3 separate regions of the Homo sapiens genome follow, and all the other regions are linked to region 3. A link is a contact called in ENCODE Hi-C or POLR2A ChIA-PET data. All regions are on one chromosome and are shown on one strand. Each heading gives the region's core, a stretch centred on a gene start or an enhancer-like site at or near the end of the contact. The rest is flanking DNA. Distances are from core to core; before and after follow the strand shown.

Evidence for each region. Hi-C counts contacts between places; a loop is a spot of excess contacts on that map. ChIA-PET counts read pairs that join two places held with the same protein, here RNA polymerase II (POLR2A). Pooled maps may share reads with other maps.
Region 1: a pooled map shows a loop between it and region 3 (21-fold over the local background). The contact joins the promoter of POLDIP3 here to the promoter of DDX17 in region 3. A Hi-C loop is called at or near these places in 5 of 50 pooled maps. POLR2A ChIA-PET finds 5 or more read pairs at or near these places in 2 of 52 experiments (H1 and activated CD4-positive, alpha-beta T cell).
Region 2: a loop to region 3 is called in a pooled map, with 5 times the contacts of the local background. The contact joins the enhancer-like site here to the promoter of DDX17 in region 3. A Hi-C loop is called at or near these places in 2 of 50 pooled maps. POLR2A ChIA-PET finds 5 or more read pairs at or near these places in 2 of 52 experiments (H1 and T-cell).

What each region holds. Positions count from the first base shown.
Region 1 is chr22:42,612,282-42,616,221 of GRCh38, forward strand. It overlaps POLDIP3 (DNA polymerase delta interacting protein 3), which reads right to left and starts at 2,602. Exons shown (of 9, transcript NM_032311.5): 1 at 2,518-2,602. The coding sequence starts at 2,576. It overlaps RNU12 (RNA, U12 small nuclear), which reads left to right and starts at 2,963; the gene lies at 2,963-3,112. It overlaps LOC124905127 (a long non-coding RNA gene), which reads right to left and starts at 2,498. Exons shown (of 2, transcript XR_007068118.1): 1 at 1-2,498. RefSeq lists enhancers at 822-1,365, 1,910-2,453, 2,454-2,997, 2,490-2,669, 2,750-2,809 and 1 more and silencers at 2,090-2,419, 2,960-3,019.
Region 2 is chr22:41,664,243-41,668,418 of GRCh38, forward strand. No RefSeq gene overlaps it. Among named protein-coding and RNA genes, the nearest start is that of SNU13, 23 kb to the right of the region's middle. Within about 2 kb of position 2,554, at least 39 of the 41 ENCODE cell types and tissues checked have a DNase peak (open chromatin) inside an H3K27ac peak, as active enhancers do.
Region 3 is chr22:38,504,710-38,508,659 of GRCh38, forward strand. It overlaps DDX17 (DEAD-box helicase 17), which reads right to left and starts at 1,602. Exons shown (of 13, transcript NM_006386.5): 1 at 1,242-1,602. The coding sequence starts at 1,528. RefSeq lists enhancers at 667-1,558, 1,438-1,627, 1,559-2,450, 2,028-2,437 and silencers at 878-1,047, 1,078-1,347.

The sequences.
Region 1 (3,940 bases), core at 1,352-3,851, 4.1 Mb after region 3:
TAACAATAACCTAATAAAGTAGATATTACTCAGGTTTTATACATAAGGAAAGAAAGGCAAGGAATGGTTAAGTAACTTGCAGACGGTCCTAGGGAAAGTGGGAGAAGCAGGGATTGGAAGCTTGGTGGTCTGCGTCTAGAGTCCCAGTGCTCACCTATGCTCCAGGGGCGTTGTGTGCTTCTATGCCTTTAAGGAAAGGTCCAAGATAATTACCAGCCTTTGCTGAACACTTGCCACATGGCACAAACTTTAAAACATACCTTCTGGCCCGGCGCAGTGTCTCATGCTTGTAATCCCAGGACTTTGGGAGGCCGAGCGGGTTCGGCCTGAGGTGAGGAGTTCGAGACCAGCCTGGCCAACATGGTAAAACCCCATCTCTACTAAAAATACAAAAATTAGACAGTCGTGGTGTCGGGCACCTGTAATCCCAGCTACTTGGGAGGCTGAGACAGGAGAATCACTTAAACCCAAGAGGCAGAGGTTGCAGTGTGCCAAGGCTGTGCCACTGCACTCCAGCCTGAGCAATACAGTGAGACTCCCTCTCAAAAAAACAAACAAAAAAAACCCTTCTCACATTTAATCCCGCTCAACCAGGAATCACCATTCCAAGTGAGGAAACTGCCTAGTTCAGAACTCCCCTGGCCAGGGAAACAGAACCCAACAGTGGCAAGTGCCAGGTGTATCCAGCTGCAAGGCCCCTGTTCCTGTGGATCCACACATAACCACCCCCCATTCCTGCAGCCCCACCTACTGCCCAACACAAAACTCTGCACACACTAAAACCAAAAACATAGAGATCAAATAGACTACAGTGCAGTCCACCTGCAGTCAGAAACTGGCGGAGTGACCTCAGAGAGAGAAGAACCTGGGGTGGATCATTCTGTCGTTTCCAAAGGAACCTACAAAACGTGGATGGACTTAGAAGTGGCCAGAGGAGCCAGCACCAGCTTCACATCAGTCACTAGATGGAGATCTGAGAGAGCTTTCACAGTCAGTAGTTGAGGAAACAAATACTAATGTGTGCCCGTTACGAACCACAAGCCAGGTAAGTGCTGGCTGCGAATTATGAGGTGGTGGTGGCAGTTGTAGTTGATACAAGTGTCCAGGATGGGGAAGGAGGTGAGGGATACATTTCAGACATCAAGAGAAAAACCTAACCACAGGCATACGGGTGGTATTAATAAACATCTGCGGAATGGCCGGGCCGGTGGCTCACGCCTGTAATCCCAGCACTTTAGGAGGCCGAGGCGGGAGGATCACCTGAGGTCAGGAGTTCGAAACCAGCCTGACCAACACAGTGAAACTTCCATCTCTACTAAAAATACAAAAATTAGCCGGGCGTGGTGGTGCACACCTGTAGTCCCTGCTACTTGGGAGGCTGAGGCAGGAGAATCGCTGGAACCGGGGAGGCGGAGGTTGCAGTGAGCCGAGATGGCACCACTGCACTCCAGCCTGGGCGACAGAGCAACACCCCGTCTCAAAAAAAACATAAAAATAAAAATAAACATCTGCTGAGAGAACAAATGTCTGAGAAAACAATATCTAACATATTTACATCCTGGCTATTTACAAAGACATTTAAACTTAATGTGTGTTGGGAAACTATTGGGCAAAGTTCTCACTTCTTCATACAGATGAACTCAGCTCACGAAGGCTTGAAATGACTAACAACATTTAAGGGTCTAGGGGAAGTTTGGGAGACATGACTGCAAATCACCTCCATGGCTCCTCAGCCAGCTCAAGCACTTTCTTCTCCCTAAGGAAATAACCAATCTCCTGCCCAACACACCAGTTTTTCAAGCCCATGTAGGAGGCCAACTCAGCCAGCAATTAAATCGCGCTCAGCCCGCCGCTCAGTTCTCCGTGGCCTCGGGCAAGTCACTCTACCACTTCCAGCCTCAAGTTCCCCATCAGTAAAAGGTGGGTAACATGAATAGCTAGCAGACAACAGGACTGTAAAAGATTAAATGAGGCATCGTGTATATGAAAGGGCTCAGAAAACTTAAAACGCCGCACAAAGAGAGGCGAGTGTTAACAGGGGCCGCGTGCAGGGGGATTTGGGCTTGCGCCTCAGCTTCGGCGGTCGGAGCAAGTCACTTCCCCGCTACTAAACTTCGGTTGTCTCAACTCTAAGATGGGTGGAGACCAGGCAGCGCCGAGATCACGGAGCGGGGCCCAAATGCCAGTCCACACAGGCAAGGAGGCTGCGCCGCCGAGACCCCAGGACCCCGGAACGCGGGGGCCCCAGGGGGCAGCCCCTCAGGTCCACGAGGCGGCACCCTGTCCCCGCCGCGGCCCCGTCGGCCTCCCAGGGCCGCCAGAGGGACTGCGCCTCGGCCAGTGGGCGGGCGGTCGGGGCCACGGCGGGGACGGCGGCAGCCGGCCAATGAGGAGCGCGGCTGTGGTCGGGGGCGGGCGCACCCGGTCCTCCGCGTCGCTCCCGGATCGCTACCTCCCCCGCCTCGAGCTCCACTAGGCCGAGGACCCTAAACCCCGAAGAAAGGAAAGGCCTCTCACCGTCCTTTCGCCGCCGCCCCGCGCTTCCTGATGAGTTCGTCCAGGGAGATGTCCGCCATCTTGCTCCGCCGAGCAAGCCGAAAGCAGTCGAGACCCCGCGAGCCCGCCCCTTCGGCCGCTAGGGAGCGACGAACTACTTCCGGCGTCCGCGGACCAACTCTCGCGACAGCCAGCTCAAAGCAGGCAAGAACCGGAAGGGGCGGGGACGTTCCCCGTGAGCCTTCGCGGTGCTGGCTGCTCATCTGCATACGGAAGTTCGGCACATTATGAATTATTTATTTTCCTCGAGGGAAAAAATTAAATGAAAAGCAACAAAATACATTATTAACAAGTGAGACAAACTTCAATGGAACTGGATCATGACCTCAACAGTCAACTACGATAGTCATCATACGCCTAATGAGAATAGAATTCATTACCTAGGAAATAAACTAAAAACGTCCTTATGCCTTAAACTTATGAGTAAGGAAAATAACGATTCGGGGTGACGCCCGAATCCTCACTGCTAATGTGAGACGAATTTTTGAGCGGGTAAAGGTCGCCCTCAAGGTGACCCGCCTACTTTGCGGGATGCCTGGGAGTTGCGATCTGCCCGACCTTATTCACGCCTAAAAAGTAGACTGACTGTGGGGTGGTCGTGTTTTTTGTTTCTTGTTGGTAGGTGGTGAATGCGTTTTTTTCGTTGTTTTCTCCGTTACTCAGGCTGCCAGTTGCTTGGCAGTCTTGTCGCTGGCTGTGGACGCTCTGCACTTCATCACCGTCCCCAGCTGCGCTTTGAGCCGGTCTAAGGTTGCCCACAGTATTGACGTTGGGACCCACGAAACTGGCAATTTCCATGTGTGCGGCCTTACCCAGTTCTCCCAAACTTCTGCGTATAACCGCTTCTCTGTGCTTCAGAAAGATAAGTCCGGCCCCGGCCTCACACAGCAGCTCAGTTCGTGACAGCGTTTAATATGTAAAATGGAGCAAATAATTTATAGGGCGTTGGGAGAGTTAAAGAGACTAATTCATTTACGTGTTAAATACAGGGAATGGCTTTTGCATTGATATAACCCCAGCCTCCAGCATGCGCCAGACCTGACGTAGGTGTTCGGCACATATTTTGTCCAATCACTCTAAAAATACACTCCATGCCCTTAGAACAGGTGGGGTTATGTCCTCTTGGCCATCAGGCATCAGGAGCTCCGTGCAGAAACTGGGTAAGAGGCCAGGAGCGGTGGCTCATGTCTGTAATCTCAGCACTTTGGGAGGCTGAGGCGGGTGGATCACCTGAAGTCAGGAGGTCGAGACCAGCCTGGCCAACACGGAGAAACCCCGTCTCTACTGAAAAAAAAAAAAAGAAAGAAAAAAATTAGCCGGGCGCGGTGGCACGGCCTGAAATCCCACCTACTCAGGAGCCTGAGGCAGAAGAATCGCTTGAACT
Region 2 (4,176 bases), core at 1,304-3,803, 3.2 Mb after region 3:
TATTATCCTTATCCTCTGTCCTCTAGCCTGTTTTCCTTTAAATGTGTCATGTTAAGGTATAAAAATCAGATTTCTGAAGCAGTAAGAAGGTAACACTTAGTTCTGGGGCCATTTGCTTCGTGAGTAAACAGCAACTCCTTCTCATTGCATTCCTCTTAATGCAACATTAAGTCATGCAAAAATATACCCATTTTCTGTTGCCCTGAGAATTTGGGTTCCAGAATAAGTGAAATGAAGAGTTACTCCTCTTGTGTTTCAGGGGAGCTGTAGGAAATTCAAGATGAGAAAATGTCCTAGTATTTAAAGAAGGGGAAGAGGACAGGAGTGTCTTTTACCTTTTCTTCTTCTACATCCCTGCTCTGTCCTCCCTGTCCCTTTCCTGCTCATTCTACTGCCACTGCTTTTGAAGAATTAGCCTGAGGGAAGGAAGGAGAGCATCTGGAATTGTTGGTCTCCTCTGAGGATGTGAGTAAGGGTTTGCAGGTCCTGTGTCCTTCAGGACTAGAATGAGCAGCACCTCATGAGGAAGAGTGTAGGAGGGGCCAAATTACTCCTTTCAGCTTTGGATTCTTGGCTCTAAGCTTTATAGGTTTTTTTTTTAACCTGTTATTGCTTTTGTTTCTGTTTGAAAGGAGATACTGTATTTTTTTGTATTTCCTTACGTGTCTGGGCAAGAGGGGAAGATAATTCTCCCATTAGATGCTTAGAAATTGTTGAGAAATTGGACCATTCCCCTTAAATGGAGCAAGTTTGGAAACTGGATTCTATAGGGGGTTAATCTACCAAGGTAGATTGAAATTACACTAGTCACAGCCAGTCACCTGCAATAGGAGGGCAAGGAGTAGCCCCACTGAGCCCTTGGTATCCGACCCTGGATGCTGGAGCTAGTGAAGAGCAGCCCTGGGGTGAGCTCCAGGCTGGCTTTGCTGTGCACACTATGCCCAAGCCTACGCTCCTTTGCCTCCTACTTCCAAAATGGAGAGAATGAGAGTTCAGAGGTCAAACACCTACCAGAGCCAGGCAGGTATGTGAATGTTAGACAAATCACCCGAGGTCTGTGATAAACAGCAACAGAGTGATATTTCTCTGTAAATCAATGATGCCTTCTCTGCCTGCTGAGTCCCCCACCCAGGAGAGAAGAAATACCATGTTCCAGTGGAATTGGTTAGGCCTTTGGAAGCTCACGAGGCTGATTTAGCAAATTTACATCTTAGTGCCATCATATATACAAGTGACCTTGGGCAGTTTATGAGGCATTTTGAGCCTTAGCTTCCACATTCTTATAATAACGTCACATGGTGAAAATGAGAAAATACGTAAAAGAACATGGCACTCAATAGATACAGTTGGCCCTCTGCATCCGCAGGCTCCACATCGATGGATTCAACCTACATGGATCAAAAATATTTGGGGGCCAGGCGTGCTGGCTCACGCCTGAAATCCTAACACTAGGAGGCCCAGGCAGGCGGATAACGAGGTCAGGAGTTCGAGACCAGCCTGGCCAGCATGGTGAAACCCCATCTCTACTAAAAATACAAAAAATTAGCCGGGCATGATGGCGTGCACCTGTAATCCCAGCTACTCGGAAGGCTGAGGCAGGAGACTCGCTTGAATCTGGGAAGCAGAGGTTGTAGTGAGCCGAGATCGCGCCACTGCACTCCAGCCTGGGCAACAGAGCGAGACTCTGCCTCAAAATAAATAAATAAATAAATAAATAAAACTTGGGGAAAAAATCGATGGCTGCGTCTGTACTCTTGCTCTTGTCGCCCAGGCTGGAGTGCAGTGGCGCGATCTTGGCTCCCTGCAACATCTGCCTCCTGGGTTCATGCGATTCTCCTGCCTCAGCCTCCCGAGTAGCTGGGATTACAGGCGCACAACACCGCACCTGGCTAATTTTTTACTTTTAGTAGAGACGAGGTTTCACCATGTTGGCCAGGCTGCTCTCAAACTCCTGACCTTAGGTGATCCACCCGGCCAGGCCTCCCACAATGCTGGGATTACAGGTGTGAGCCACCGCGCCGGGCCAGACTTTAAATTTTGTCATTAGCCCGCCGGGCGCGGTGGCTCACGCCTGTAATTCCAGCACTTTGGGAGGCCGAGGAGGGCGGATCACCTGAGGTCAGGAGTTCGAGAGCAGCCTGGCCAACGTGGTGAAACCCCATCTCTACTACTAAAAATAAAAAAATTAGCCGGGTGTGGTGGTGGGAACCTGTAATCCCAGCTACTCGAGAGGCTGAGGCAGGAGAATCACTTGAACCCGGAAGAAGGAGGTTGCAGTGAGCCGAGATCACGCCACTGCACTTCAGCCTGGGCGACAGAGCGAGACTCTGTCTCAACAACAACAAAATTGTCATTATTCCATAAATAATACAGTATGACAATTATTGACATAGCATTTACATTTTATTAGGTATCGTAAATTATCTAGAGTATAATTTAAAGTATCCGGGAGGCCGTGCGTAGTTCATATGCAAATACTGCGCCATGTTACATCAGGGACTTGGGCAACCTCAGATTTGGGTATCCGCATGGAGTGCCCTCTGGCGCTTGACTTCTACCGCGGCCATCGCGCTTCCATCCGCCAGGTGGCGACACAGCCGGCGCGGAGCGCCGATCTGGGCCTGCGCATGCGCGCCACGGACGAGGCAGGCCGGGTGCCTGGGCCTGGGAGCCATAAGCCGGAGAGTCTGGCGGGCTAAGCTCAGCGGCATCCGGGTTCCTTGTGGCCGCCGCAGCAGCTCGAGAACACGAATCCGTTTGGCCAAAACTGAAACAAACACACGGATGCACATATGTCTGTTTACTTCTAGGCCAGGTGCAGAGGGAACGTCTGGAATGACACTCAACGAAAACTGCGGTTACTTGGGAAGATGAGCCTTTTACCTCTCAGCCTTTCCCCTTCTGTAATGTCTTGTTTTAATGTCTTGTTGAAAACCAGAAGAGGCCGGGCGCGGTGGCTCACGCCTGTAATCTTAGCAGTTTGGGAAGCTGAGGTGGGGGTGATCACCTGAGGTCAGGAGTTCGAGACCATCCTGGCTAACACGGTGAAACCCCGTCTCTACCAAAAATACAAAAATTAGCCGGGCGTGGTGGCAGGCGCCTATCATACCAGCTACTCGGGAGGGTGAGGCAGGAAAATCGCTTGAACCCGGGCGGCGGAAGTTGCAGTGAGCAGAGATCGCGCCAATGCACTCCAACCTCAAAACAAAACAAAACAAAAAAGTAAACAAAAAAAACAGAAGAAAGGCAGGGCAGGACCACGAGCTCTGAGGGAGATTAGTCATCCACTTCCTCTCCCTGCCGACTATCCAGAAATTCCATCCTCATTAGCATCCGTATTAGGAGAGGAAACACACCCAGGTTTTACTGGAACGGGAGCTATGTATTCAGCCTTTCTTGTTTAAGCCACACTGCCCCTGACTGTAAGGACCCTGATGCAACCTTCTCTGCATCATGTATGGAAGCAAATCCTACGTGGACTTCTATCTTCTGAGGACTCAGGCGGCTCGTGGGCCATGCCAGCACTTCTAGTGTTCCTCGCTACCCTGCAATTTTAGCATGACCATTTATTTATTTATTTGTTTGTTTGTTTATTTATTTATTTATGACTACAAAGATCCAGAAGACAAACATGACCATTTCTTTCTTTTTTTTTTTTTTTCTGAGATGGAGTCTTGCTCTGTCGCCCAGGCTGGAGTGCAGTGGCACCATCTCAGCTCACTGCAACCTCCACCTCCCGGGTTCAAGTGATTCTCCTGCCTCAGTCTCCTACGTAGCTGGGATTACAGGCATGTGCCACCATGCCCAGCCAATTTTTGTATTCCTAGTAGAGAAGGGGTTTCACCATGTTGGCCAGGCTGATCTCCAACTCTGGACCTCATGATCTGCCTGCCTTGGCCTCCCAAAGTGCTGGGATCAAAGGCGTGAGCCACCGCACCTGGTCCTTTTATTTTTATTTATTTTTATTTTTTTTGAGACTCAGTCTCGCTCTGTCGCCCAGGCTGGAGTGCAGTGGCACAATCTTGGCTCACTGCAAACTCTGTCTCCCGGGTTCAAGCAATTCTCCTGCCTCAGCCTCCCGAGTAGCTGGGTTACAGGCATCACCACGCCCAGCTAATTTTTGTTTTTGTTTTTTGAGACTGAGTCTTGCTCTCTTGCCCAGGCTGGAGTGCAGTG
Region 3 (3,950 bases), core at 352-2,851:
GACAAAAACGTTTGGAGAAAATATCGTTAACAGAGCGCCTACTACAGTGAGACTATTACATCCATTATCTCTTAATTCCTGACAACACAGCAAAGTAAAGGCAATTATCACGTTCCTCAGAGGAAACAGGCTCACAAAAGGTAGGATCTTGACCAAGGTCACACACACACATATCAAGTGGCGTCACGTAACTCTTTGGGGAAGCGGGGGGGTCGGGGGAGACGGAGTTTCGCTCTTGCCACGGGCTGGAGTGCAATGGCGCGATCTCGGCTCACTGCAACCTCCTCCCCCCGGGTTCAAGCGATTCTCCTGCCTTGGCCTCCCGAGTAGCTGGGATTACAGGCATGCGCCACCAAGCCAGGCTAATTTTGTTATTTTTAGTAGAAACGGGATTTCTCCATGTTGATCAGGCTGGTCTCGAACTCCTGACCTCCGGTGATCCGCCCGCCTCGGCCTCCCAAATCGCTGGGATTACAGGCCTGAGGCACCACGCCCGGTCCACAATACCAAGAACTTTCTAGCGAGGCAGAATAGTTGACGCTGCAGTCCAATTAGAGAAAAAAGGCTGAAATATTAAGATTAAAACTAAAGTAACGACCCAAAAACCCATCCTTCCCCCAAACACGGTCATTTAGATGGCAAGCAACTCCACTGCTTTACATCCCAATGCATTTCCTCCGACTTAAAATATAACTGAAGAGAATTAAAATCTATTTCTAAAAATGAGAAGTTGGTCTTTTCGTCTCCCGTGCCTTAAACAGTGAACTCTGGGGAGAGAACGTCAAGGGTGCCATTTCGTGTAAGGCTTTCCTGGGCTGAAGTGTTCTCTCAGGAAGATCCGCGTTTTTCAGATGAACGCCGAGGCCTGGAGACATCGAACAGCCCGCCCGAAGCGGCCCGGCTCGAGAGCCGGGAAACCAGGCGAGGCGCCAAAGCCCGGGCCTGGGCTGATGCGGCCAGGCCGCCCCTCCCGATCCCCCGCGGGGCTGGGATGGGGCCGGGCCGCGCCACGACGGCCGTCCGCACGGAGAGGCCCAGCGTCGCCAAGCGGCCGCCCTCCTCGGGTCCCGAGTGACCCCGGGGCCGAGGTCCGCGCACGAAACCGCTGTCTCGCCTCGAGTCGCCTCCCCTCGCCTCCCGGGTCGAGAGCAAGGCTCCCAGGCTCGCAGTCCGCCGGGCCTCCCCAAGAAGCAACTCCCCCACCCCCACGCCAGGCCTCTCCTCTCCTCCCCCACCCTTACCCTCCACGGTCACGATCCCGGTCCCGGTCCCCAAAGCCTCCTCCGCGCATGGTCCCAAAAGGATAGAGATCTGGGAGCGGGGCACGGATGGCCGGGCTCGGGAGGGCCTGCGGCTCCGGTCTGGTGACGACCGATGGCGGCGGCGCCTCCGCTGTTGGGGCGGCGGCAGGCGCAGCGCTCTCTCGCTCCGACGCGCTGTCTCCCGTCGCAGACGCCACCGTCGCCGCCTCTCTCGTCGGAGACGGGAGCAAAACACAGAGAATCGGGGCTACAAAGCCGGTGGGCAGGTTTGGCTACGCTCAAACCGGGCAGTGCCGCGGTTTAGGCGTCTCCTTCCTTCCCAGCGACTGCACAAAATGGCGGCCGCCGCTGAGTCGGCTCCAACTTAACGCTGCGTACGGCGGAGACGATACGTAAACAGCGCCTCGGAATAGCCCGAGGGCTCCGCGGGGAACTACGGGTATTCTTGGAAGCACTTTACGTCAGTTGCGACGATGGGTGTATTTTGCGGTCTGTACAAGAAAAACAAAGTACGGAGCGAGCGTAGAGTTCTCGCGCCACCCGAACTAGAACGTGGGATGAGGTGGGAGGAAGCGCCTCTGGTGCGACGTAACATTCTTTGCGTCGTTAGCCGGCCTGCTGTTGCTAAGATGCGCAGTATGCGTAACGCATTCTGTTTAGAGAATAGAGGATTTTGCCTGATTCCGATCTCGGTACAGACCCCGCGGCCGGCTTGAAGAAGTTGCTTTGCAGAGACAATAACCGTCCTCCATATTGTTATCAAGTTTCAGAGTCCTCTGGCGCCAGAGGCCGGGAGGGTCTTAAATTCCGTGGCTGGCCTTCCTATATGGCGCCGCCAGCCCTCTCGCCCCACCGCCCTGGGCCCGCTGAGAATGGCGGCGGGCCCCGGCGCCATTTCCTTTCCGTTGCCTTTCGCTGCTCTGTCTCCGGCAGCCATGATGGAAGAGCCGTGTCCCTTTCTTTCCGGAGTTTGTGAGGTGGCGATGTCCCTTCCAGGTTAAAGTGCCCTCAGCTACATTTGGTTCACACTGAGGTGCATTTTCTGAACCGTATATTTTTACCGTCCCTGGCCGAGCACAGCTGTTGCTAATACAGAAACAAAATGTGCTTGGAGGCCAGGCATGGTGGCTCACGCTTGTAATACTAACACTTTGGGAGGCCGAGGCGGGAGGATCACCTGAGTCCCGGAGTTCGAGACCAGCCTGGCCAAAATGGCAAAACCCCGTCTCTACGAAAAATACAAAAATTAGCAGGACATGGTGGCGGGTGCCTGTAGTCCCAGCTACTTGGGAGGCTGAGGCAGGAGAATCGCTTGAACCCGGGAGTCGGAGGTCGCAGTGAGCCGAGAACGTGCCACTGCACTCCATCCTGGACGACGGGGCAAGAATCCGTCTCAAAAAAAAAATTGCTTGGAGCCCCAGTGGACTCCGTGGGCCCTTTGCTGCCGTTGAACGGCGCTCCTCAGAAGGCCCGGAGAAGACCCCAGCACTCTCAGGAGAACAAGGTTTCAGAGCGATGGTCTTTAGACACAGAAAGGGCGAAGGCTAAGGACAAGTGTTTAACCAGGCTAGTCCACGTTCTCCGCTCAATTCCTTCCAGACTGGCTTCCCTCTCCTTACCTGCTTCCTGTCGTCTCAAACTGCATTTTGAAGCCCCGCAAGCTTGGCCAAATGGCGTCACACGACTGTTGAGCTGTTAGGGCCCTCGAGACGGGCCCATCTAACGTCTCAATTCAACAGATGGGTAGAAGCGGGGAGATTTGGCCCCTCAGTGTGGGTGCTGAGTGTTTGTTTCCCAAATTTTTGGGAACATAGCATAAGAAAAGGAGCTTCAAAAAGAAAAAAAACATGGACCACTGATTTTTCTGTGGTTATGTGTTCTTTTTCCCCAAGTACGTTCTTAACATTGGCAAGTGAACCTCTTAAAGTGATTGAGACTCGCCTGGGTCATATTCTTTTTCTTTTTTTTGTCTGGAGTGCAGTGGCACAATCTCGGCTCACTGCAACCTCTGCCGCCCGGGTTCAGGCAATTCTCCTGCCTCAGCCTCCCGTGTAGCTGGGATCACAGGTGCTTGCCCTCGCACTTGGCTAATATTTGTAGTTTAGCTGGGGTTTCACCATCTTGGCCAGGCTGGTCTTGAACTCCTGACCTCGTGATCCACCCGTGTCGACCTGCCAAAGTGCTGGGATTACAGGCGTGAGCCACCGCACCGGCCTGGGTCATGTTCTTTTATTTACACTGTTAACCTGCCCCAATCCTCATCATCTCTTGCCTGGATGACTGCGCTCGCCTCTTTTTAATCTGCCTGCTCCTGTCCTTGCTCACTCTGAATTTATTCTTCACACTGCAGTCATAGGGGTCCTTTTATTATGTCACTTTACTTAAAATTTTCCAGAGGTTTCCACTTGAAAGAAAAGACAAAGGCCTTACAGTGGCCTACAAGCCCTTGAGGATGCAGCCCTCTTCTGTCTTTCCTCCTTGTTCTACTCTAGCCACACTCGGCCTCAGGGCCTTTGCACTCGCTCTTTACTCTATGTCAGCAAGGCTAGATACCTCAGTTTAGGTCTGTGCTCACATGTCACTCAATCAGGGAGGCCTCCCCAGAACCCAATGCAACACTGCATAACCTGCATACTCTCCTCCTTCACAAGTACACATGCATTCTCTCTTTTCCATTTTTCTTTGCTT